Linked DNA regions of Homo sapiens: region 2 is linked to region 1. A link is an interaction called in ENCODE POLR2A ChIA-PET data of the cell type or tissue named here. Cell type or tissue: A673. All regions are shown on one strand. Links, peaks and the distances in the headings refer to the core of each region. The heading gives the core; the rest is flanking DNA. Region 1 has its middle 12 kb from the start of DDB2. Region 2 holds the start of AMBRA1 (autophagy and beclin 1 regulator 1).

What was found. ChIA-PET counts read pairs that join two places held together with the same protein. Peaks named below come from ENCODE experiments on the same cell type or tissue, not always from the same donor. Only the 100,000 strongest peaks of a DNase experiment are listed, where the experiment ranks them.
Region 2: POLR2A ChIA-PET joins it to region 1 with 6 read pairs; 2 of 35 experiments call an interaction of 5 or more read pairs at or near these places.

Annotation. Positions count from the first base shown.
Region 1 is chr11:47,196,297-47,208,770 of GRCh38, reverse strand. No RefSeq gene overlaps it. Among named protein-coding and RNA genes, the nearest start is that of DDB2, 12 kb to the left of the region's middle. In A673, for the core only: no CTCF peak of the experiment used is centred there; a DNase peak (open chromatin) is centred at 7,550.
Region 2 is chr11:46,589,860-46,600,629 of GRCh38, reverse strand. It overlaps AMBRA1 (autophagy and beclin 1 regulator 1), which reads left to right and starts at 6,607. Exons shown (of 18, transcript NM_001387011.1): 1 at 6,607-6,802. RefSeq lists enhancers at 6,423-6,852, 6,355-6,855. In A673, for the core only: no CTCF peak of the experiment used is centred there; no DNase peak of the experiment used is centred there.

The DNA.
Region 1 (12,474 bases), core at 5,115-9,114:
AGAAAAACATCATCACAGCCGGGCATGGTGGCTCACGCCTATAATCCCAGGGAGGCCGAGGCAGGTGGGTCATGAGGTCAGCAGTTCAAGACTAGCCTGGCCAAGATGGTGAAACCCCGTCTCTACTAAAAACACAAAAATTAGCCAGGCACGGTGGCAGGTGCCTGTAATCCCAGCTACTCGGCAGGCTGAGGCAGGAGAATCGCTTGAACTCAGGGGCGGAGGTTGCAGTGAGCTGAAATCACACCACTGCACTCCAGCCTGGGCGACAGAGTAAGACTCCGTCTCAAAAAAAAAAACAAAAAACAAAACACAACACCATCATCACGGCCGGGCACAGTGGCTCATGCCTGTAATCCCAGCACTTTTGGAGGCTGAGGCGGGAAGATCATGAGGTCAGGAGTTCAAGGCCAGCCTGACCAACATGATGAAATCCCGTCTCTACTAAAATTACAAAATTTAGTTTGGCATGGTGGCATGCGCCTGTAATCCCAGCTACTCAGGAGGCTGAGGCAGGAGAATTGCTTGAACCCAGGACGCGGAGTTTGCAGTGAGCCAAGATTGCGCCATTGCACTCCAGCCTGGGCAACAGAGCAAGACTCCATCTCAAAAAAAAAAAATTAGCTGGGTGTGGTGGCGCATGCCTGTAATCCCAGCTACTTGGAGGCTGAGGCAGGAGAATCGCTTAAACCCAGGAGATGGAGGTTGCAATGAGCAAAGATCATGCCACTGCACTCCAGCCCAGGCAACAGAGTGAGACTCTGTCTCAAAAAAAAAAAAAGAAAAGAAAAAAGAAAGCAAAAATGACGTCCAGATGTTTAGCTACCTGGAAATACCATTTATTGAGATGAGGTAAACTGTGAAAGAGACAGAAAAAGAAGGAAAGATCAAGAGTTCACCTTTGGACACATTGGATTTGAGATGCTGATGAGATGTCTGGGAGGATTTGTCAAGAAGGCAGGGTCATGCACTATTCTGGACATCACCAATGAACCCGAGTCCCAGGAAAAGGTATAGGAACCCTGCTCCTCAGCCTTGCAATGGGAGCTCTGTGCCCAAGGTGAGGTTGGACCAGGGTGGAGAAGGGGGAGGATGGGAACTCATGCGTAAGTTGCGTCTGTGGTACACCTGGCATTCCGCTCAGCACTCTGTCACCATGGCCTCACAACAACCTGGCAGAGTAGGACTTACTCTTCCCGTTTTACAAAGGAGGAGACTGAAAATCAGAGAGGTGCTAAGATTTGCAGAGGGACACAGCTAAGAACTGGGAAAGTGAGGACCGGTTGGTAACACTGAGCACCACAGCAGAGACCAGGTGTATTCGTTTCCCAGGGTGGCTGTAACCAGTTACTGTAAATGAGTGGCTTCAAATGACAGAAATATATTCTCTCACAGTTCTGGAGGCCAGAAATCCAAAATTAAAGTGTTGGCAGGGCCACACTCCCCAGGCTCCGGGGTAAAATTTTTTTTTTTTTTTTTTTTGAGATGGAGTCTTGTTCTGTCATCTAGGCTGGAGTGCAGTGGCATGATCACAGCTGACTGAAGCCTCAAATTCAAGGGATCCTCCTTCTTCAGCGTCCCCAGTAGCTGAGAGTACAGGTATGCACTGCCATGCCTGGCTAATTTTTTTTTTTTTAGTTTTTGTAGAGATGTTAACCAGGATGGTCTTGAACTTCCTGGCCTCAAGTGATCCTCCAGCCTCAGCCTCCTAAAGTGCTGGGATTACAGGCATGAGCCACTGCACCAAGCCTCGAATCTTTCCTTGCCTTTCTCCTAGCTTTTGTGGCTGCCAGCAATCTTTAGCATCCCTTGGTTTACAGCCTGTCATTCCAATCTCTGCCTCCATTTTCCCAGGATCTTCTCCTCTGTGCATCTATTTCTCTGTATCTGACCTCCTTCTCCTTCGCTCTTTTGTTTGTTTTTAGAGATGGGGTCTCACTGTGTTGCCCAGGCTGGTCTCGAACTCCTGGGCTCAAGAGATCCTCCCACCTCAGCCTCCCAAGTAACTGGCAAAATAGGCATGGGCCACCACGCTGGCTTGCCTTACTCTTTTTGGTATGTGCTTCACTTTTTTTTTTTTTTTTTTTTTTTGAGACAAAGTCTTGCTCTGTCGCCCAGGTTGGAGTGCAGTGGTACGATCTTGGCTCACTGCAACCTCTGCTCCCTGGGTTCAAGCAATTCTTGTGCCTCAGCCTCCTGAGTGGCTGGGATTATAGGTGTGCACCACCATAACCAGCTAATTTTTGTATTTTTAGTAGAGACAGGGTTTCAGCATGTTAACCAGGCTGGTCTCGAACTCCTGGGGTCAAGTGATCCGCCTGCCTCAGCCTCCCAAAGTGCTGGGATTACAAGTGTGAGCCACCACACCTGGCCAATGTGCCTTACTCTTATTAGGACACTTGCCATTGGATTTAAGTCCTACCTGGATAATCCTGGATGATCACCTCACTTAAAAATTCCGAATTAGGTTAGGTGCAGTGCCTCAAGCCTGTGATCCCAGCACTTTGGGAAGCTGAGATGGGTAGATCTCTTGAGCCCAGGAATTGGAGACTGGCCTGGGCAACACAGTGACATACTGTCTCTACAAAAATATAAAAATTAGCTGGGTGTGATGGCATGTGGCCGTAGTTTTAGCTACTCAGGAGGCTGAGGTAGGAGGATCCATTGAGCTCAGAAGTTCAAGGTTGCAGTGAGCCATGTTCACGCCACTGCACTCCAGCCTGGGTGACAGATTGAGATCCTGTCTCAAACAAACCTTTTTTTTTTTTTTTTTTTTTTTGAGATGGAGTCTCGCTCTGTCCAGCCCAGGCTGGAGTGCAGTGGCGCAATCTCGGTTTACTGCAACCTCCAACTCCCGGGTTCCAGGAATTTTCCTGCCTCAGCCTCCCGAGTAGCTGGGTTACAGGCGCCCACCACCACACCCGGCTAATTTTTGTATTTTTAGTAGCAACAGGGTTTCATCATGTTGGGCAGACTGGCCTGGAACTCCTGACCTCAGGTGATCCCCCCACCTTGGCCTTCCAAAGTGCTGAGATTACAGGCATGAGCCACTGCACCTGCCAAAAACAAACCTTTAATTATATCCAAAAAGATCATTTTTCCACATAGAATAACATCCACAGGTTCTGGGGATTAGGATATGGACGTATCTTTTTAGGGACTACAGTCAACCCAGCTAGAGGAGCTAGAGGAGGCTGCAGCTGTTAGCCTTGGAAATCTTATAAAATGCTTCCTGAGCTTAAAAAGTAGGTAGCTTTTCCTACTTTTTCTTCATCCAGTTTCACAAATATGCCTCCTTGCAGGATGACCCAGCAGCTTAAATGCTGCCAACCCAAGTGTGGCTTGGTCTTCTAGACTGTGTATAATTATGACAAAACCCTCAGATTCTGAGTCCTTATGACACAGGGATAGTCAAGTATGAAGGGGAGGCCGGGCGCAGTGGCCCACGCCTGTAATCCCAGCACTTTGGGAGGCCGAGGCGGGTGGATCACTTGAGGTCGGGAGCCCGAGACCAGCCTGGCCAACATGGTGAAACCCCCTCTCTACTAAAAATACAAAATTACCTGGACGTGGTGGTGCATACTTGTAATCCCAGCTACTCAGGAGGCTGAGGCAGGAGAATTGCTTGAACCTGGGAGGCGGAGGTTGTGGTTGAGCCGAGATCGTGCCACTGCATTCCAGCCTGGGCAACAAGGGCAAAACTCTGTCTCAAAAAAAAAAAAAAGTCTTTGGGGATGTGCACTCACAATTTGGAGCACAGGGGAGGACGTGTGTGGATTTGTACAAAGACACCGCCCCACTGGGCCATGGGCTTCACCAACAAGAACCACAGCTACCCAGGTAGCTTGCCACCTTCCTCCCCATAGAGAAACTAAGCTGGGGTTTCTTGAGCAAGTTTTTTGTCATAGCGACAGGAGCCAACACAGGGCAGTGGAAAGGAGGGTGGAAAGAGGGAAATGTAAAGGAATGTAAATGTAGTTCTCCCAGCTCTGCTCACATGTGACTCATCCACCCATAGGGAACTAGCTTGGCTGTAACACAGACAGAATCATTTTTATTTCTGCCACTTGGGATTTTTGCCATCCTTGGAAGAGGGCTTTGGCATGAGAACAGTGAGAGGAAGGATCTACCAGAACTCAAAACCCTGGTTTCTGATTCTGGAGTTCCAGTTCTTTCTATGACGGTTTTCTAACCAGTGAGGACTTCTGAGAACAGCAAAGGGCTTCTTCACCATCATCATGAGACCTTATCAGTAACTAACATATCACCAGGAGATTATATCACAATGTCTGTTTGCAGAACACTTTACAGTTTACACATTTCACATATATTATTTCAGCACTCTGGCGATTGCTGTGCAAATCTGGCTGCCTAGAGAAGTTACCTGGCATTCTGTACATATGGTATTTTATGACATGATATTGATTTAGTGTGTGGATGGTGTCTCATCCCCCATATATAAAGACAGAGGTGAGGCTTGGGTTTGGTTTTTCTTTTTTTTTTTGGACAGGGTTTCTGTCACCCAGGCTGGAGTGTAGTAGTTCGATCTCAGCTCATTGGAGCCTCAACTTCCTGGGCATCGATCCTCCCACCTTAGCCTCCCAAGCAGTTGGAACTACAGGCGCAGACCACCACGCTGGGCTAATTTTTTTTTTTTTTTTTTTTGAGACAGCGCCTCACTCTGTCACCCAGGCTGGAGTGCAGTGGCGCGATCTCGGCTCACTGCAACCTCCGCCTCCTGGGTTCAAGCAATTCTCCTGCCTCAGCCTCCTGAGTAGCTGGGATTACTGGCACACCACCACGCCCGATTAATTGTTGTATTTTTAGTAGAGACAGGGTTTCACCATATTGGCCAGGCTGGTCTCGAACTCCTGACCTCAAGGGATCCACTCGTCTCGGCCTCCCAAAGTGCTGGGATTACAGCATGTGACACCATGCCCGCTTGAGGCTTGAGTGTGTGTGTGTGTGTTTTGTTTTGTTTTTTTGGTATTTATGAAGCTATTTGACACTTCCATCACTATCCAAATTTATATATATATGTATGTATAGTTGTTGTTTTTGTTTTGTTTGAGACGGTATTACTGTGTCGCCCAGGCTGGAGTGCAGGGACTCAATCTCGGCCCACTGCAACCTTTGCCTCCTGGGTTCAAGCAATTCTGCCCCAGCCAACTGTGTAGCTGGGACTACAGGCACATGCCCCCATGCCCAGCTAATTTTTGTGTTGTTGTTTTTTTGTTTGTTTGTTTTTTGTTTGGTTCTTTTTTTTTGTTTTATTTTGTTTTGTTTTTTGAGACAGAGTCTCACTCTGTCGCCCAGGCTGGAGTGCAGTGGCACAGTCTCGGCTCACTGCAACTTCTGCTTCCCGGGTTCAAGTGATTCTCCTGCCTCAGTCTTGCGAGTAGCTGGGATTGCAGGCGCTCACCACCATGCCTGGCTAATTTTTGTATTTTTAATAGGGACGGGGTTTCACCGTTTTGGCCAGGCTGGTCTTGAACTCCTGATCTCGGGTGATCCGCCCGCTTTGGCCTCCCAAAGTGCTGGGATTCCAGGCATGAGCCACTGTGCCCAGCCTAATTTTTGTATTTTTAATGGAGACGGGGTTTCACCATGTTGGTCAGGCTGGTCTCAAACTCCTCACCTCAAGTGATCTGCCCACCTCAGCCTCTCAAAGTGCTGTGATTACAGCCATCAGCCACCGCGTCCAGGCCCAAAATTGTATTTTTGACACTGATTGCTGCTCCCAGAGTGTGGGACTCCTGCCTTCATTCAGCACTGTTATGGATTTGCTCCTGTTAGGGCATTTAAATATGTGTTGGAGATGCCAAGCAGCAAGGACTCTGGATGCCTGTATTCAGTCTGTTTCCAAGCCTTGAGGAGGAATTTAATCTTCAGTTTGCTGCAAGTTCTGCAGAATCCTTGAGGCTGTTATTTGCAAACCACTGGATGCAGTGACTGTGTGGAAAGCTCACACACATCCATGTGGATTATTGATGATTTTGCAGACTCAGCAAAACATTTGGATCCACAGACCACTTGAACAGAATCAGAGTCGTGTATTAGCCTTCACCAGGAAAACGCATCCCACTAGATGGAAATTTCCCAGAGGGAGCCTAGAGTTGAAAGCTTCTGCTGCTTTTACAGCAAGTCACGAAATCCACAGGTCCCAAAACTGGAAGGGATCCGAGGGACCGTCTAATCCTTCCCCTTTCATTTTAGGATGAGGAAGCTAAAGCCTAGAAAACTGAAAGGATGAACCCAAAATCCCATAGCCCAAGTCCAATGCTCTTTCCACTGTGCTACATTATCTGTTCTAGAAAACACCCCAATAAAGCCAAATATTGTTTTGCAGATCAAAGAAACTGGCATTATTCAGGGTCATGCTCATGGTCTGTCCAGCTTCCAGTGTGAACCTGAGACCTTGGTTTGCTATCCCCAGCAGCTTTTCAGTGAGTTGCCTTGTGATGCCTTATGTCAAAGTAGTGTTACAGACAGGAGCAAAACGTCTGTAAACAGGGCTTCATGACACGGCCTCTCCATGGCAAGAAAGCAGAGCAGGGCCACTCCATCCTCCTCACTGTCAGATTAGCAGCATCAAAAAGTAGGTGTTAGGTCAGGCATGGTGGCTCACACCTGTAATTCCAGCACTTTGGGAAGCCAAGGCGGGAGGATCGCTTGAGCTCAGGAGTTGGAGACCAGCCTGGGCAACATAGCAAAACTCTGTCTCTACAACAACTACAAAAATCAACTGGGTGTGGTGGCACACGCCTGTGGTCCCAGCTACTGGGAGGCTGAGGTGGGAGGATCACCAGAGCCCAACAGGTTGAGGCTTCAGTGAGCTATGATCATGCCACTGCACTCCAGCCTGCAGCCTGGGCAACAAAGTGAGACCTTGTCTCAAAAAAAAAGTATTAAAGTTTTTTGTCCACCCTGCATCTGGGGGCTCATCAGATGGGAATGAATGACTTTAAGCCCCTAGGAAGTGGTTTTGCTATGTAGCAAAGGGAGCCGAAGTAAAACCTGGGGTTAGTTAAGATGCCTCAAAGCACAGCCTGAAACAAAGCGCTTTACTGGAGTGTGCAAGGCAGGTCTCCACTGCTCGAACATGGTTCTTTTGTTGTTTTTTTTTTTGAGATGGTCTCCCTCTGTTGCCCAGGCTGGAGTCCAGTGGTGCGATCTTGGCTCACTGTAACCACTGCCTCCCAGGTTCAAGTGATTCTCCTGCCTCAGCCTCCCAAGTAGCTGGGACTACAGGTTCACCACACCTAAGTTTTGTATTTTTAGTAGAGATGGGGCGTCATCATGTTGGCCAGGCTGGTCTCAAACTCCTGACGTCCAGTGATCCACCCATCTTGGCCTCCCAAAGTGCCAGGATTACAGGCATGAGCCACCGTGCCTGGCCCGCACATGGTTCTTTCTATCCACCATGGAAAACCTCTCAAATCCTAAAAATGCATTCTGGGAAAATGTGGCATTAAGCAGGACATTTGCCTTGCTCATAAATCCATTATAGCTAGAGGCGGCCTCCCTGCCCATGCATTTCCTGCTGCCTCTGCCTGGAGCACCCTCCCCCTCCCCCTCGATCAATCTCAAGATTCAGCTTAAGTGTCACCTTCTTTGGGAAGACTTCCTTGACACTATCTTTTCCTTTTTCTTTCTTTCTTTTCTTTTCTTTTCTTTTCTTTTTTTTTTTGAGGCAGGGTCTCTCTCTGTTGCCCAGGCTGGAGTGCAGTGGCATAATTGCAGCTCACTACAGCCTTGAACTCAAGTGGTCCCTCCACATCAGCCTCCCCAGTAGCTGAAACTACAGGTGCAAGCCACCATGCCCCAGTATTTTTTTGTTTTGTTTTTTTGTTTTGTTCTAGAGTCATGGTCTTGCTATGTTGCCCAGGCTGGTCTTGAACTCCTGGCCTCAAGTGATCCTCCTGCCTTACCCTCCCAAAGTGCTGGGATTGCAAAGTGCTGGGATTACAGGTGTGAGTCACCACGCCCGGCCAACACTGTTCATTCTTTTTATTTATTTATTTTTTTGAGACGGAGTTTCGCTCTTGTTGCCCAGGCTGGAGTGCAATGGCGCAATCTCGGCTCACAGCAACCTCCACCTCCCGGGTTCAAGCCATTCTCCTGCCTCAGCCTCCAGAGTAGATGGGATTACAGGCATGTGCCACCACACCCAGCTAATTTTGTATTTTTAGTAGAGACAGGGTTTCTCCATGCTGGTCAGGCTGGTCTTGAACTCCAGACCTCAGGTGATCTGCCTGCCTCGGCCTCCCAAAGTGCTGGAATTACAGGCATGAGCCACCGTGCCCAGCCAACACTGTTCATTCTTTACCCCATCCTAAGCTGACTTAAAGTGCCCCTTTTCTGTGCCCCCCCTCCCTCCATGCCTCTTCTCTCAGCAAGCTTATCGCGTTCCATTGTAGTTGTAGGTTTACTTGTCTCCCACTCTTAGAAGAGACAGTCCATTGGGAGCAAAGAGTATTTTCCATTTCAGCATTTCTTTTTTGTTTTTGTTTTTTTTAAGACAGGCGTCTAGGCCGGGCACAGTGGCTTACACCTGTAATCCTAGCACTTTGGGAGGCCAAGGTGGGCAGATTGCTTGAGCCCAGGCGTTTGAGACCCGCCTGGGCAACTTGGTGAGACTCTGTCTCTACAACAATAACAACAACAACAACAACTTAGCTGGGCATATGCAAGCCTGTAGTCCCAGTTACTCAGGAGGCTGACAGGGGACAATTACTTGAGCCTGGAAGGTGGAGGTTGCAGTGAGCCGAGATCGCACCACTGCATCCCAGTCTGGGTGACAGAATGAGACCTTGTCTCGCAGGAAAAAATAAAATAAAAAGACAGGAGTCTGGCTCTGTCACCCAGGCTGGAGTGCAGTGGCATGATCATAGCTCACTGTAATCTTGAATTCCTGGCTCCAGTGATCCTCCTGCCTCAGCCTCTCAAAGGGCTGGGATTACAGGCATGAGCCACCACGCCTGGCTGAGCGTTCCCTTTGAAACAGTGAGGAGGAGAGTAGATTTTAAATAAATGTCAGTATAATTAATGATTCTTCTGCCTGCCATCCAATCACCCCCTTTATCTGGCCCCTCTTACCTTTTTTTTTTTAGACAGACTCTCACTCTGTCGCCCAGGCTGGAGTGCAGTGGTGCGATCTGGGCTCACTGCAACCACCAACTCCTGGGTTCAAGCAATTCTCCTGCCTCAGCCTCCCAAAGTAGCTGGGACTACAGGCACGTGCCACCACGCCCAGCTAATTTTTTTGTATTTTTAGTAGAGACGGGGTTTCACAGTGTTAGCCAGGATGGTCTCCATCTCCTGACCTCGTGATCCACCTGCCTCAGCCTCCCAAAGAAGTGCTGGGATTACAGGCATGAACCACTGCGCCCAGCCTTTTTTTTCCTTTTTTGAGACAGAGTCTGGCCCTGTCACCCAGGGTGGAGTGCAGTGGTATGACCTCGGTTCACTGCAACCTCCACCTTCCAGGTTTAAGCAATTCTCCTGCCTCAGCCTCCCGAGTAGCTGGGACTACAGGTGTGCGCCACCATGCCTGGCTAATTTTTGTATTTTTAGTAGAGACAGGGTTTTTCCATGTTGGCCATTCTGGTCTTGAACTCCTGACTTCAGGTGATTTGCCTGCCTCAGTCTCCCAAAGTGCTGGGATTACAGGCGTGAGCCACTGTACCTGGCCTCCTCTTACATTTTTTAAAGGAAATAGAGGCAAGAGAGGCCTCACTATGTTGCCTAGGCTGGCCTCAAACTCCTGGGCTCAAGTGACTTTCCTGCCTCATCCTCCTGAGTAGCTGGGGCTCCAGGCACACGCTACTGTGCCCAGCCAGCCCCTCTGACTCTTGAAAGATCTTCAATATGAGGATCTCTTCAAACTGCCTCCTATCCTACCAATAAACGTCACTGTTCCCAGCCAGCCACCACCAGGAACACACCTGTAGCTGAAATTTGGGTTTATTGCTGTTTGCAGTGGAGAATGTGTACTGGGGGAATGACGGGACATCTGTCTAAGAGGGTGTTAGAAAGGACTTATTATAGGATTTGACTTGCGTTGGGTGATTTGGAGAAGAGTCGAAGAAACAGGGCTTTGCTTTAAATTGGAGGCTGTCAGGAAGTGGGGGTAATGCTATAATTTTTTGTTGTTGTTGTTGTTGTTGGGACAGAATTTTGCCCTTGTTGCCCAGGCTGGAGTGCAGTGGCACGATCTCGGCTCACTGCAACATCCGCCTCCCGGGTTTAAGCAATTCTCCTGCCTCAGCCTCCTGAGTAGCTGGGATTACAGGCATGCGCCACCATACCCAGCTAAATTTTTGTATTTTTAGTAGAGACAGGGTTTCTCCATGTTGGCCAGGCTGGTCTCGAACTCCTGACCCCAGGTGATCCGCCCGCCCCGGCCTCCCAAGGTGCTGGGATTACAGGCATGAGCCATGGTGCCTGCCCCTTAAGATTGGTTATTGAAGTGGTTCAGAGCATGCCACCCCAAAATATGCCACTTTAGCATACTGATTATATATTGGGCTGAAGGCACAAGAGAAACAGCAGATACAGGAAAGGATCTCTGACCTCTCCCTTTCTACCTAAAAGAGGTCATAAAATTTCCCATAGGAAAGTTTCCTTACCTAAACCAGGAAGAGACTGAGAACCCATGCCCAAATGGATCTGTACAAACAAACCTACTAAAATAAGCCTTATCTTCCATTACTTTCCTCCATCTATTTCCTAGTCACTGTCTCACAATTTACTGCCCCTAGTTCAAGCCTCTTTGTCTTGTCACATCCCCACTGTGCCCAGTTGTGAACAATTGACTGTTCTTTTTTCTTTTTTTTTTTTTTTTGAGACAGTCTCCCTCTGTCACCCAGTCTGGAGTGCAGTGGCACAATCTTGGCTCACTGCAACCTCTGCCTCCCGGGTTCAAGCGAGTCTCCTGCCTCAGCCTCCCAAGTAGCTGGGATTACAGGCACATGCCATCATGCCCGGCTAATTTTTGTATTTTTGTAGACACCAGGTTTCACCATGTTGGCCAGGCTGGTCTTGAACTCCTGACCTCAGGTGATCTGCCCCCTCGCCTCCCAAAGTGCTGGGATTACAGATGTGAGACACGGTGCCTGGCCCACAATTGATTGTTCTTTGTGTAAAAAGGTAAGGGTATATAAGCTTTTGAGCCTAACAGCTTCTTTGGGTCTTCATTTTCTTTCTGAAGTCTCCCATGTACACGCAAAAATATTAAATAAAATTTGTATGCCTGGTTGGCCATGGTGGCTCACACTTGTAATCCCAGCACTTTGGGAGGCTGAGGCGGGCAGATCACGAGATCAGGAGATCAAGACCATCCTGGCCAACACAGTGAAACCCGGTTTCTACTAAAAATACAAAAAATTAGCCCGGCGTGGTGACGCTCTCCTGTAGTCCCAGCTACTCAGGAGGCTGAGGCACGAGAATCGCTCAAACCTGGGAGGCAGAGGTTGCAGTGAGCCGATATGACGCCACTGCACTCCAGCCTGGGCGACAGAGCAAGACTCCATCTAAAAAAAAAAAAAAATTGTATGCCTTTCTTCTGTATATTTGTCTTACATCAGGTTTTTTTTTTTCCTCTTTTCTTTCTTTCTTTTTTTTTTTTTTTTAAGACAGGGTCTCAGTCTCCCAGGCTGGAATGCCATGGCACAGTCAGCTCACTGCTGCCTCAGCCTTCCAGGCTCAAATGATCCTCCCACCTCAGCCTCCCAAATATCTGGGACCACAGGCTTGTGCCACCATCGGCTAATTTTTAAATTATTTTTGTGGAGATAAGGTCTCACTATGTTGCCCAGCTAGTCTTGAACTCCTAGGCTCAAGCCTCCCGCCTCAGCCTCCCAAAGTGCTGGGATTACAGGTATGAGCCACCACACATGGCCAGTTTAATTCTTTTTTTTTTTTTTGAGACGGAGTCTCACTCTGTCACCCAGGCTGGAGTGCAGTAGTGCAATCTCGGCTCACTGCAACCTCCGCCTCCTGGGTTCGAGCAATACTCCTGTCTCCACCTCCTGAGTAGCTGGAATTACAGGCACGCCCCACCACGCCTGGCTAATTTTTGTTTTCACGATGTTGGCCAGGCTGGTCTCGAACTCCTGACCTCAGGTGATCCACCCGCCTCAGCCTCCCAAAGTGCTGGGATTACAAGCATGAGCCACCGTGCCTGGCCCAGCCAGTTTAATTCTTACACTCAGCTACAGAACCTAAGAGGGTAAAAGGAAGTTTTTTTGTCCTCCCGCATCCTGTACCTTAATTAATGTTATCTATAAGGTGGGAGGAAAGAAGCAAAACTAAAGTTGTGATTGGCAAAGCAGCTGCAGTGAATCACATTGGCTAAAATAGGGAGATATTTGGTCATTTTTGTGTTTTGGACCATGTTCATATTTTTGCCTGTGTTCTGACATGAGTGATGATTTTTTTTGTTTGTTTGTTTGTTTTTTGAGACAGAGTCTT
Region 2 (10,770 bases), core at 1-4,000, 600 kb after region 1:
CCTTTAACCTCCTTTCAACCTGTGGTTTTGCAGGCCAGGATTTTTTTTTTTCTTTTGTCATTGGTTAGTTATTTCCCCAAAATGATGGAGGGGAAGGATCAGGGTCTGTACTTCCAAATTGCCAAGGGTGTCCTCACAGGGGCTTTTTATAAGCGTCTGAGAAAGCTGCTCCCTTTGTGGTCCTTAGTGTGGATTTATAGCTTTTTTCTGGCATGGTTTTGGGAAAGAGTCAAGGATTTTGTCTGTCTTACGTAAGCCTCATTTTCCCATAGATAACTCCATCTGGCCAGCATAGTAGTTTTCCAGATTTACCCTTAGATGTTTCAAGGCAGTAAGGTCTCAGGATATATCAAGGGAAAACAATATTGGGTGATCACCAATTTACCAATTCCAGATTATACAAAAGAGGGACCATAAACATATTCTTGGTTTAAGTTAACTGAATAGGGATGAAGCTGTTTTCCTGATCCTAGGACTGTGAAGGATCTAGACCAAGTTAATCTAACTTAGGGATAAAAAACAAGACACAATTTTAGTGGAGTCATGTAGTGAAGACATAGAAGAAGTGGGTAACGGTGAAAGAGGCTAGACAGATCATAGATATAATAAGATTTTATCTGTATCTGAAACAAACGGAAAATAGCCCAAAGACTGAGCTTCGTAGTTACTTTCCCTGGCAGTGGAGGGGAAGTTAGAAGGAGGACAAGAAAATAAGAAATGAAAGGGTTTTTGTGCATACACATGTCCTCAGGGCCCATTTTGCTCTCTAGATCCTGCCAAGATTTTCCAAAATTGTTGTGGGTATGAGAAATCACAGATTCAGGATTAAGACTTTGTTGATTATGTGGAAAGGAAGGAAAAATACTAGCTGAAGGCTGGGGACATGCTAGTTTCCCAACACATAAAATTAATAGACTTTTTTTTTAATCACACAGAAATCCTTGTTCTAAAAAAAACCTTTTTTTTTTTTTTTTTGAGACAGGGTCTTGCTCTGTTGCCAAGGCTAGAGCAGTACAGTGGAGTGATCTCGGCTTACTGCAGCCTCCACCTTCCAGGCTCAAGTGATCCTCTGACGTCAGTCTTCCGAGTAGCTGGGACTACAGGCACACACCACCATACCCAGTTAATTCTTTTTTTTTTTTTTTGTAGCAATGGGGTTTTGCTAAGTTGCCCAACCTGGTCTCGAAATCCTGGATTCAATTGATCTGCCTGCCTTGGCCTCCTAAAAGTGCTGGGATTGCATGCCCCTGTGCCCGGCCCTGAATTTTTTTTTTTTTTTTTTTTTTTTTTTTTGAGATGGAGTCTCACTCTGTCACCCAGGCTGGAGTGCAGTGGCACGATCTCGGCTCACTGCAACCTCCGCCTCCCTGGTTCAAGCTATTCTCCTGCCTCAGCTTCCCGGGTAGCTAGGATTACAGGCACGTGCCACTGTGCCCAGCTTATTTTTGTATTTTTAGTAGAGACAGGGTTTCACCATGTTGGCCAGGATGGTCTCGATCTCCTGACCTTGTGATCCGTCCGCCTCGGCCTCTTAAAGTGCTGGGATTACAGGCGTGAGCCACTGCACCCGGCCCTGAATTTTTTTAAATTAACTTTTGTAGAGACAGGGTCTCACTCTGTCACCCAGGCTGGAGTGCAGTGGTGTGATTGTAGCTTATTACAGCCTTGAACTCTTGGGCTCAAGTGATCCTCCCACCTCAGCCTCCCAAGTAGCTAGGACTAGAAGTGTACACTACCATGCCTGGCTAATTTTTTTTTGGTACAGACAGGGTCTGACTATGTTGCTCAGGCTGGTCTTGAATTCCTGGCCTCAAGCAATCCTCCTGCCTTGGCCTCTCGAAGCGCTCTGAGATTATAGGGATTACAGGCATAAAGTACCGTGCCCAGCCTAAACTTTTTTTTTAACATGACTACAGGCTGGGCACAGTGGCTCACGCCTGTAATCCCAGCACTTTGGGAGGCCGAGGTAGGCAGATCACAAGGTCAAGAGATCGAGACCATCCTGGCCAACATGGTGAAACCCCGTCTCTACTAAAAGTACAAAAATTAGCTGGGCATGGTGGCGGGCGCCTGTCATCCCAGTTACTAGGGAGGCTGAGGCAGGAGAATCACTTAAACCTGGGAGGCAGAGATTGCAGTGAGCTGAGATCCTGTCATTGCAACTCCAGCAACAAGAGCAAAACTCCAAAAAAAAAAAAAGAGAAAAAAAAATGACTACAACTGAAGGCCTCTTGTGATTGTAAAGTAGAAGAAATTAGATCTCTGGATACTGAACAGGAGAAAGGAGATTAGACTTTGAAATCATAAATTAGCAAATTTCAAAAAGGGGCCTCCCTGTTTGCCCAGCAAAACATTAAGGATCTATTATTCTGTTGACATGTTAACTTTCTCTAATCTTTATGCTGTCTTTTACAGATGGGCTGATTTCTTTGTCATTCTAGAGCCTTAAAATATTCATACATTTTGATCTATTGATAAATTTCATCACTGGAGATTTATCTTATAGAAATAATTCCAAAGAAGGGAGAGCCTTCTATCATTCTACGGCTAGCAGTTCCCTGCTGTTCTGGGCTCTCTCTCCTTCCCTGGGCTGCTCCTACGTCACTATACTACTACCTTTACCATTCCATCATCAAGTGTATACATTACCCCACAGCACAAAAAGAACCGGCTAGAAAAGAACAGAACAGAATTGCAATGGCAGAATTGACAACTGGCTTACCATTTCAGCTGTTCAAGGCCTGACTGGTCTTCCTGCACTTCCTAGTAAGATGACTCACGGTACCATTACAGAATTATCTCACGCTAGGGTCAAACCTGATTTCTACCACCGAGTGTGTGGTAGAGGCATGTTTCTCAGAACCCAGAGCCAAGATAAGGAACAGTCTCCAATTCCCTGTTCTCTCCCCTCCCTCCTTCACCCTTCATTCCAGGCAAGTCTCCTAGGCAAGTGTGTCCCATCCTCATCCTCTTTTTTTTTTTTTTTTTTTTTTGAGGCAGGGTTTCACTGTCTCTGTTGCCCAGACTGGAGTACAGTGGTGTGATCATGACACACTGCAGACTCGACCTCCTGGGCTCAGGTGAGCCTCCTGCCCCAGCCTCCTGAACATCTGGGATTGCCAGTGTATGCCACCACTCCCTGCTAATTAAAAAAATTTTTTTGTTTTTTAGAGACAGGTTCTCACTATGTTGCCCAGGCTGGTCTCAAACTCCTGGACTTAACCTATCCTCCCGCCCTGGACTTCCAAAGTGCTGAGAGTACAGGTGTGAGCTGCCACACCTGACCTCTTGTTGGTTTAGTCTTTCCAAAGTTTTTTCCATGTGATTGACAGGGGCAAGGTCCATGCTTAAGAGTGAACTGTCCCAGATTTCCCATGGCTGTCACAGTTTTAACACTCAAAGTCCCATGTTCAGGGAAACTCCTCAGTCCTGGGCAAAACTAAGACTGGTTATCCTACTTCAGGGAAGCACCATCCTACCTCAGGGGAGTGGCTCCATGAGGAGAGTCCTACCAGAATTCAGTGATCAACAGTAAACACCATAATGAGTTCTTGAGTCTTAACATCAATATGAGGAACATCAGGGGTACAGCCCAGGATGATCTTCACTTCTGCTGGCCTTGTTTCTTTTTTACAGTTTTTCCTCTAGTGTGAGGAGATTCCCGCAAGGTTGATGGTTTCAACTCCTGATCTCTTGTGATCCACTCTTCAGTCTAAATAAACATTTCCATAAGAACATGCAGTAGTTTGCTGTCAAACTGAAGCTTAAATCCATATATATACATACATATTTGAAAAGAACAGTTCTCTAAAGGAAATTTATCTGTAAAGGTGCAACTCTGCCCATAGAATAAGCCACCCTTTCCATGGTCTCACAAAGCAGTCTAGACTCAGCGTTGCAAATATTTTCATTTTCAGATGATGATTTTAGATAAATCTTTGCCGAACTTTCAGGTGTTTTACTCAAAAGTCTCCAGCTTTTGAAAAAAGGAAAATGTCTAGAGCAGTGAAATTAGTTTTTTTTACTGCAATCAAGGTTTCAAAACAATGTAGTTGGCCGGGCGCAGTGGCTCAAGCCTGTAATCCCAGGACTTCGGGAAGCCGAGGTGGGTGGATCACGAGGTCAGGAGATCGAGACCATCCTGGCTAACACGGTGAAACCCCGTCTCTACTAAAAATACAAAAAAATTAGCCGGGCGTGGCCGGGCGCAGTGGCTCACCCCTGTAATCCCAGCACTTTGGGAGGCCGAGGCGGGCGGATCACAAGGTCAGAAGATCGAGACCACGGTGAAACCCCATCCCTACTAAAAATACAAAAAATTAACTGGGCGTGGTGGCGGACGCCTGTAGTCCCAGCTACTCGGGAGGCTGAGGCGGGAGAATGGCGTGAACCCGGGAGGCGGAGCTTGCAGTGAGTCGAGATCATGCCACTGCACTCCAGCCTGGGTGACAGAGCGAGAATCCTCAAAAAAAAAAAAAGCCGGGCGTGGTGGCGGGCGCATGTAGTCCCAGCTACTCGGGAGGCTGAGGCGGGAGAATGGCGTGAACACAGGAGCCAGAGGTTGCAGTGAGCCAAGATCGCTCCACTGCACTCCAGCCTGGGCGACAGAGCGAGAGTCCGTCTCAAAAAACAAAGAAACAAAAACAATGTAGTTATCTGAGTAAAATTTGAATGAGGGCTATAGCTATGCTCCACAAGCCTCTCCAAGAAGGAGAGTTTTCTTTCTTTCTTTTTTTTTTTTTTTGTAGTCCCGAGTAGCTGGGACTACAGGCTCCTGCCACCACGCTTGGCTAATTTTTTGTATTTTTAGTAGAGACGGGGTTCACCGCATTAGCCAGGATGGTCTCAATCTCCTGACCTCATGAACCGCCCGCCTCGGCCTCCCAAAGTGCTGGGATTACAGGCGTGAGCCACCGCGCCCGGCCTGGGCAGTATTTTCAAAGACTTAGAGGAGATTTTTGTAAAGTGCCAATACATTATTTAAAAAAGGCTAATACTGTAAGGATGTGCTCTTTGAGTTTAATTAAAGTCTTCAAAGGCTGGGACTTTTTTTTTTTTTTTTTTTTTTTTTTTTTTTTTTTTTTTTTTTTTTTTAGACGGAGTCTTGCTGTGTCGCCCAGGCTGGAGTGCAGTGGCACGATCTCTGCTCACTGCAACCTCCGCCTCCTGGGTTCAAGCGATTCTCCTGCCTCAGCCTCCCGAAAAGCTGGGATAACAGGCACCCGCCACCACGACCGGCTAATTTTTGTATTTTTAGTAGAGACGGGGTTTCACCATCTTGACCAGGCTGGTCTCAAACTCCTGACCTCGTGATCCACCTGCCTCGGCCTCCCAAAGTCCTGGGCTTACAGGCGTGAGCCACTGCGCCCGGCATTTAAAAAAAAAAAAATTTAAGATAGGGTCTTGCTCCATAGATCAGGCTGGAGTGCAATGGTGTGATCATGGCTCATCGCAGCCTCCACCTCCCGGGCTCAGGATATCCTTTCATCTTAGCTTCCCGAGTAGCTGGGCCTACAGGCGGGAGCCACCAGGCCCGGCTAACTTTTTGTATTTATTTATTTTTTTTTTATAGAGACTGGAGTCTCACCATGTTGCCCAGGCTGGTCTTGAACTCCAGGGCTCAAAGCAATCCACCAGCCTCGTCTCCTAAAGTGCTGGAATTATGGACGTGAGCCGCTGCGCCCGACAAACTGGGACTATCTTGTTTCCTTTTTACACCCTTCCTCTCTGAGTAGTGGGGAAGGGTGTAAACCTCCCTAGGAGCAGGTAAGGTAGACTATGATTGCTCACAATTGGTAACCATACTTGCAGTGATCTTTGTGATTTATTGAATCACATCTAGGATGTACATATTAATCCATATTTGTGCTGAGCATATTCATTTATCAACTAAGAGACTACAGAAAAAAGCCATTGTTGTGGTGATGAAAATGTCAACACTTTATCAGGTTCTGAACCCAAAGAGACTTTTGCTTATTATGTAAGAAGCACACCTGTGGCTCTAGGCCTTTGGAAGAAAATAAAAGAGAAAAGCAATCCGTGTGCTTTTTTTCCCCCTGCCTTAAGGTCAGGCTACATAATTCTGGGTTTTCCCAGCTTCTCTTGGTCATGCTTTGTGGGGACTAAACTGGAGCTTTTACGTAGACTGTTCATTTTGTTCCTCAGCTTGAATTCTCTCTCGTTTTCTGTCTCTATGATTTTTAATTCCCCTCACTGCTCTGTTAGGAAACTAAGGGTCAAATGAGGTTAACTAATTTGCTCAATTGGGATAAAGAGTGTTGGGAGTCCATAGAACAGTTGGGGGACTATAGTTACACAACAAGTGTTATTGCGCTATGATTTGATCTTCAACACATTCACGAGAAACTCCAGTTCTCTAAAGAACTTTAACAGCCGGCGACCCACAGAAAATGGCAGAAGTGCAGGCTCTTTTTTAACCCGTGGCTTATGATCTGGGTTTGTTTATTTACGCCTCAGACAGGAGCCGGACCTTGAGTAGGAGTTGAGCTGTTTTTCGGCGCTCGGCTGTGGTTCCTTGAACGATTGCTTGGGCGTTCCTCCTTTGATGTCTGGGGCGTTCTTGTATTCGGTGATCTTTTGCGCCGTCTTCTTGCTTGATGTCTCCTGAGCGGCGGCGGCGCCGGGTCGAGGGCTGAGTTGTCCGCGAGGCCCCGCGCTCAAGCCGCCTTCTCCTGCCGGTCGGTAGAACGGACCCCTTCCTTTATTCCTGTCTCCTCTTTCTTTTTCCCTGTGGCTCAGCCCGTTCGCTGGACTGCAAACCGAGCTCCCGTCTGCCTTGCAGGTAGGCCCAGGAGGAGCCTGGGAGGCCCAGCCCGGCATCCTTCCGCCGCGGGGTTGAGAAGACCTTGGCGCCGGCGGGTGGGCAGGCTGGCCGGCCGCCGTGACACTGCCAGAGGAGGGGCTACCGGACTGCGTTGAGGGGCGCGGCCGGAGGGGCAGCCCGGAACCGAGGGAGAAGCCGAAAGGAGGGAGAGTTGCTGGGGCTTCCCGGTGTGGTTCTTTAGGGAGGAGATGTTGGGTCTAGGGCACCCCCAGTGTGTGGCGAAAATGGCTTTCCAGGAACCGATAGAGCTTTGCGCACTTTGACCCTCCTTCCTTTCTCCTTTTCCCCCCACCCCGAAGTCTCCGGGTGTCATGCCTCAATTGCACTGGGGACCCCTACTGAGTCCAGCCTTTGAAGGGACCTTTGAGTAGGTGGAGGCTTATGGAACAAGGCCCTCTGGCTCTTCTGAGCGAAGTGTTATGTTCTCGCCTTTTTCTGGGTGGGTAAACTGAGGCTGATGTCTGGGACGTGACTTCCCCACATATCCCCAACAGATCATTAAATTCACTGTAAGTCACTTTTTGTCGTTTACCAATTCCCTTCCCCCCACTTACCAGTCAAGTTATGAAAACAGTGAGTTATTGTTTGATCGTCTGTGATCCCAATTTTCCTAGGAATATAGACTGTTAGGAATATAGATCCTGTCACAAGAGGCTTCAGAAGTAAAGGAACCATGTGGTTTCTTGGCTGTTTTGCTTTTCAAAGTCTGTATCATTTTAACTAGTGTAGCAATGACAGTTTCTTTTTGTTTCTTGATAACCTTGTTGTCTACTTTGTTTCCTGATAACCTTGTTGTCTACTTTGTTTCCTGATAACCTTGTTGTCTACATTGTTTCCTGGTTGATTTATCCTCCTTCTCCCCAGCCTCTTTGGAAATCTTATAACTATGGTGTTTGTGGTTAGAGGTTAGAGTCTAGTAGAGGATGGTCAAGACTTTGAAGGCAAACGCTTGTCCTGTGAGGGTCTGCTTTCTGGGGAGTATCCAATGGAAACCCAAGGAGTCTGTCTCTCTTTTTTCTTTTTTTTTTTTAAGACAGGCTAGCTCTGTCGCCCAAACTGGAGTGCAGTGGCGCGATCTTGGCTCACTGCAACCTCTGCCTCCCGGGTTCAAGCGATTCCCCTGCCTCAGACTCCCGAGTAGCTGGAAGTACCGGCGCGCGCCACCACACTCGGCTAATTTTTGTATTTGTAGTAAAGACGGGGTTTCATCATGTTGGCCAGGCTGGTCTTGAACTCCTGGCCTCAAGTGATTCGTCCACGTCGGCCTCTCAAAGTGCTGGAATTACAGGCATCCACCGCGCCCGCCCAGTTTTGTTGTATTTGATTAGTAGTTTGGTCACTGCACATACAAAAGCTAAAAAAGGCTGTGTGTAGAAATCATTCAAATATTGAGATATTTAAATGAAAGGTTAACGCTTTGGGAACTCCTTTGTGGTTCCCTTTTCCTTCCCAGCTTGGAAAGTCTGGGGACTAAGTCTGTTATTTTCATCGGATTCAGTACCATGATCCTAATTTGTGTCACTTCATTCTTGGAAAAAAAAAAATTCAGCCTGTCGGGCGCAGTGGCTCACTCCTGTAATCCCAGCACTTTGGGAGGCCAAGGCAGGTGGATCACCTGAGGTCGGAAATTCGAGACCAGCCTGACTAACGTGGAGAAACCTAAAAATTCAAAATTAGCCGGGCGTGGTGGCGCATGCCTGTAATCCCAGCTACTTGGGAGGCTGAGGCAGGAGAATCACTTGAACTCGGGAGGCGGAGGTTGCGGTGAGCCGAGATCACGCCGTTGCACTCCAGCCTAGGCAACAAGAGCGAAACTCCGTCTCAAAAAAAAAAAAAAAAAAAAATCAGTCTTGAGGTCATTCTGGGTTGGATAAGTTTCCAAAGTATGTAGAATCAGTAAGAGAGCGTTTTTTTGTGTGTGTGTTTTTTGAGACGGAGTCTTGCTTTGTCCCCCAGGCTGGAGTGCAGTGGTGCGATCTCGGCTCACTGCAAACTTCTCCGCCTCCCAGGTTCAAGCAATTCTCTGCCTCAGCCTCCTGAGTAGCTGGGATTACAGGCGTCGCCACCACGCCCAGCTAATTTATTGTATTTTTAGTAGAGATGGTGTTTTACCATCTCGGCCAGGCTGGTCTTAAACCCCTGACCTCGTGATCCACCTGCCTTGGCCTCCCAAAGTGCTGGGATTACAGGTATGAGCCACCGCGCCCGGCTAAGAGAGTGGTTTTAAGGGTGCAGAGATTCAGTTCCTAGTCCTTGAGTGGAAACTGTACAAGGCCACATTCTCCCACTATTTTAGTATTCTCATGTGAGTTTTGGAAAGATTACTGTTCCTTTAATTTTTTGTGTGAGGTCAGCAAGATTTAAATGAAGGGCCCTTAATCATAAGCAATTTCCTAGTTACACGACCTCAGTGCTCCCAGAAGGGGATTAATGAAGAGCCACCAGACTATCTTTATGGAGAATCTAGATTGGGAAGTTAAGCTAAGAATGTGCATTTTTGAAAAAGTTTTTATGGTAGAAGAGAATGTATATCAGAGGAAAGAATGTAGAGAAGAAAGCAACATTGTCCACTGGGAATTGATAAGTTCTGCGTAGAATTTAGAGTTATAAGGACTATCTCATTGGCTCCTAATGAATGCTAAATAACAAATGGAAATTGCTGTGAGTGTCATGAAGCAATCTTAGGAATATTTTATTATGTTTCTGCAGGAAATAATTGGCAGAGGCTTAAGTTGAATTGAGGCCAAGAAATTTGGTGGTGTTGATGGGAGGTTACAGGGATAGAGCTTATCAACTTAATCAACTTATCTCATGCTTTGTGATAGAAGTTCATTCAGCTTTTTTTCTTTTTGTTTTTCTTTTTTTTTTTTTTTGAGATGGAGTCTCACTCTGCCGCCCAGGCTTGAGTGCAGTGGCACGATCTCAGTTCACTGCAACCTCCACTTCCCGGATTGAAGCAATTCTCCTGCCTCAGCCCTCCTTGCGTAGCTGGGATTACAGGCGTGTGCCACCATGCCCGGCTAATTTTTTGTATTTTCACTCAGCTTTTAACTTACTTGGTTAAATCTTGTGGTGTTCTGTCAATGTTAGATTGGGTTCTCTGTTGACATTTCCTTTAAAAACTGGACGGGTTCAGAATGTGACTGAATTCTGTCTTTTAGTAAGAAAGTTCTTGGAGATGATTAAAGATTTGAACTTCTAGAACTTAAGCTGGAACAGAGTTATGTATATCACTTGAAAAAGATTAGTTTTGTATATCGTTAGAAAACAATTGATTATTTTTATTAATAAAGTAGTAATTTAATTTTTTTTTTTTCCTGAAGAGATGAGGTCTCCCTATGTTGCTCAGGCTGGACTCAAAACTCCTGGGCTCAAGTAGCCCTCCCCAATAGCTGGAACTACAGGTGCATGCACCTGGCTTACATTTTTTTAAATTAATTTTTTTTTTGAGATGGAGTCTTGCTCTGTCACCAGGCTGCAGGCAGTGGCGCAATCTTGGCTCACTGCAGCCTCTGCCTCCTGGGTTCAAGTGGACTACAGGTGCGCACCACCGCACCCAGCTAATTTTTTGTATTTTAGTAGAAATGGGGTTTCACCGTGTTGGCCAGGATGGTCTCTATCTCCTGACCTTGTGATCTGCCCACCTCGGCCTCCCAAAGTGCTGGGATTACAGGCATGAGCCACCTCGCTCGGCCATACATTTTTATACTGTATAATTTTCACAATATTTTCAATATGTGTTAGGAAACTTATAAAACTTTTGTTTTGATCATGTAGCTTTATGGTGCTTATTAATATCAAATCCAAACATTTTGGTCCTCAAGCATATTGGTGAATGTTGTCTGTTTAAGTTGACAATTTTTAGACCGGGCGCGGTGGCTCACACCTGTAATCCCAGCACTTTGGGAGGCGAAGGTGGGTGGATC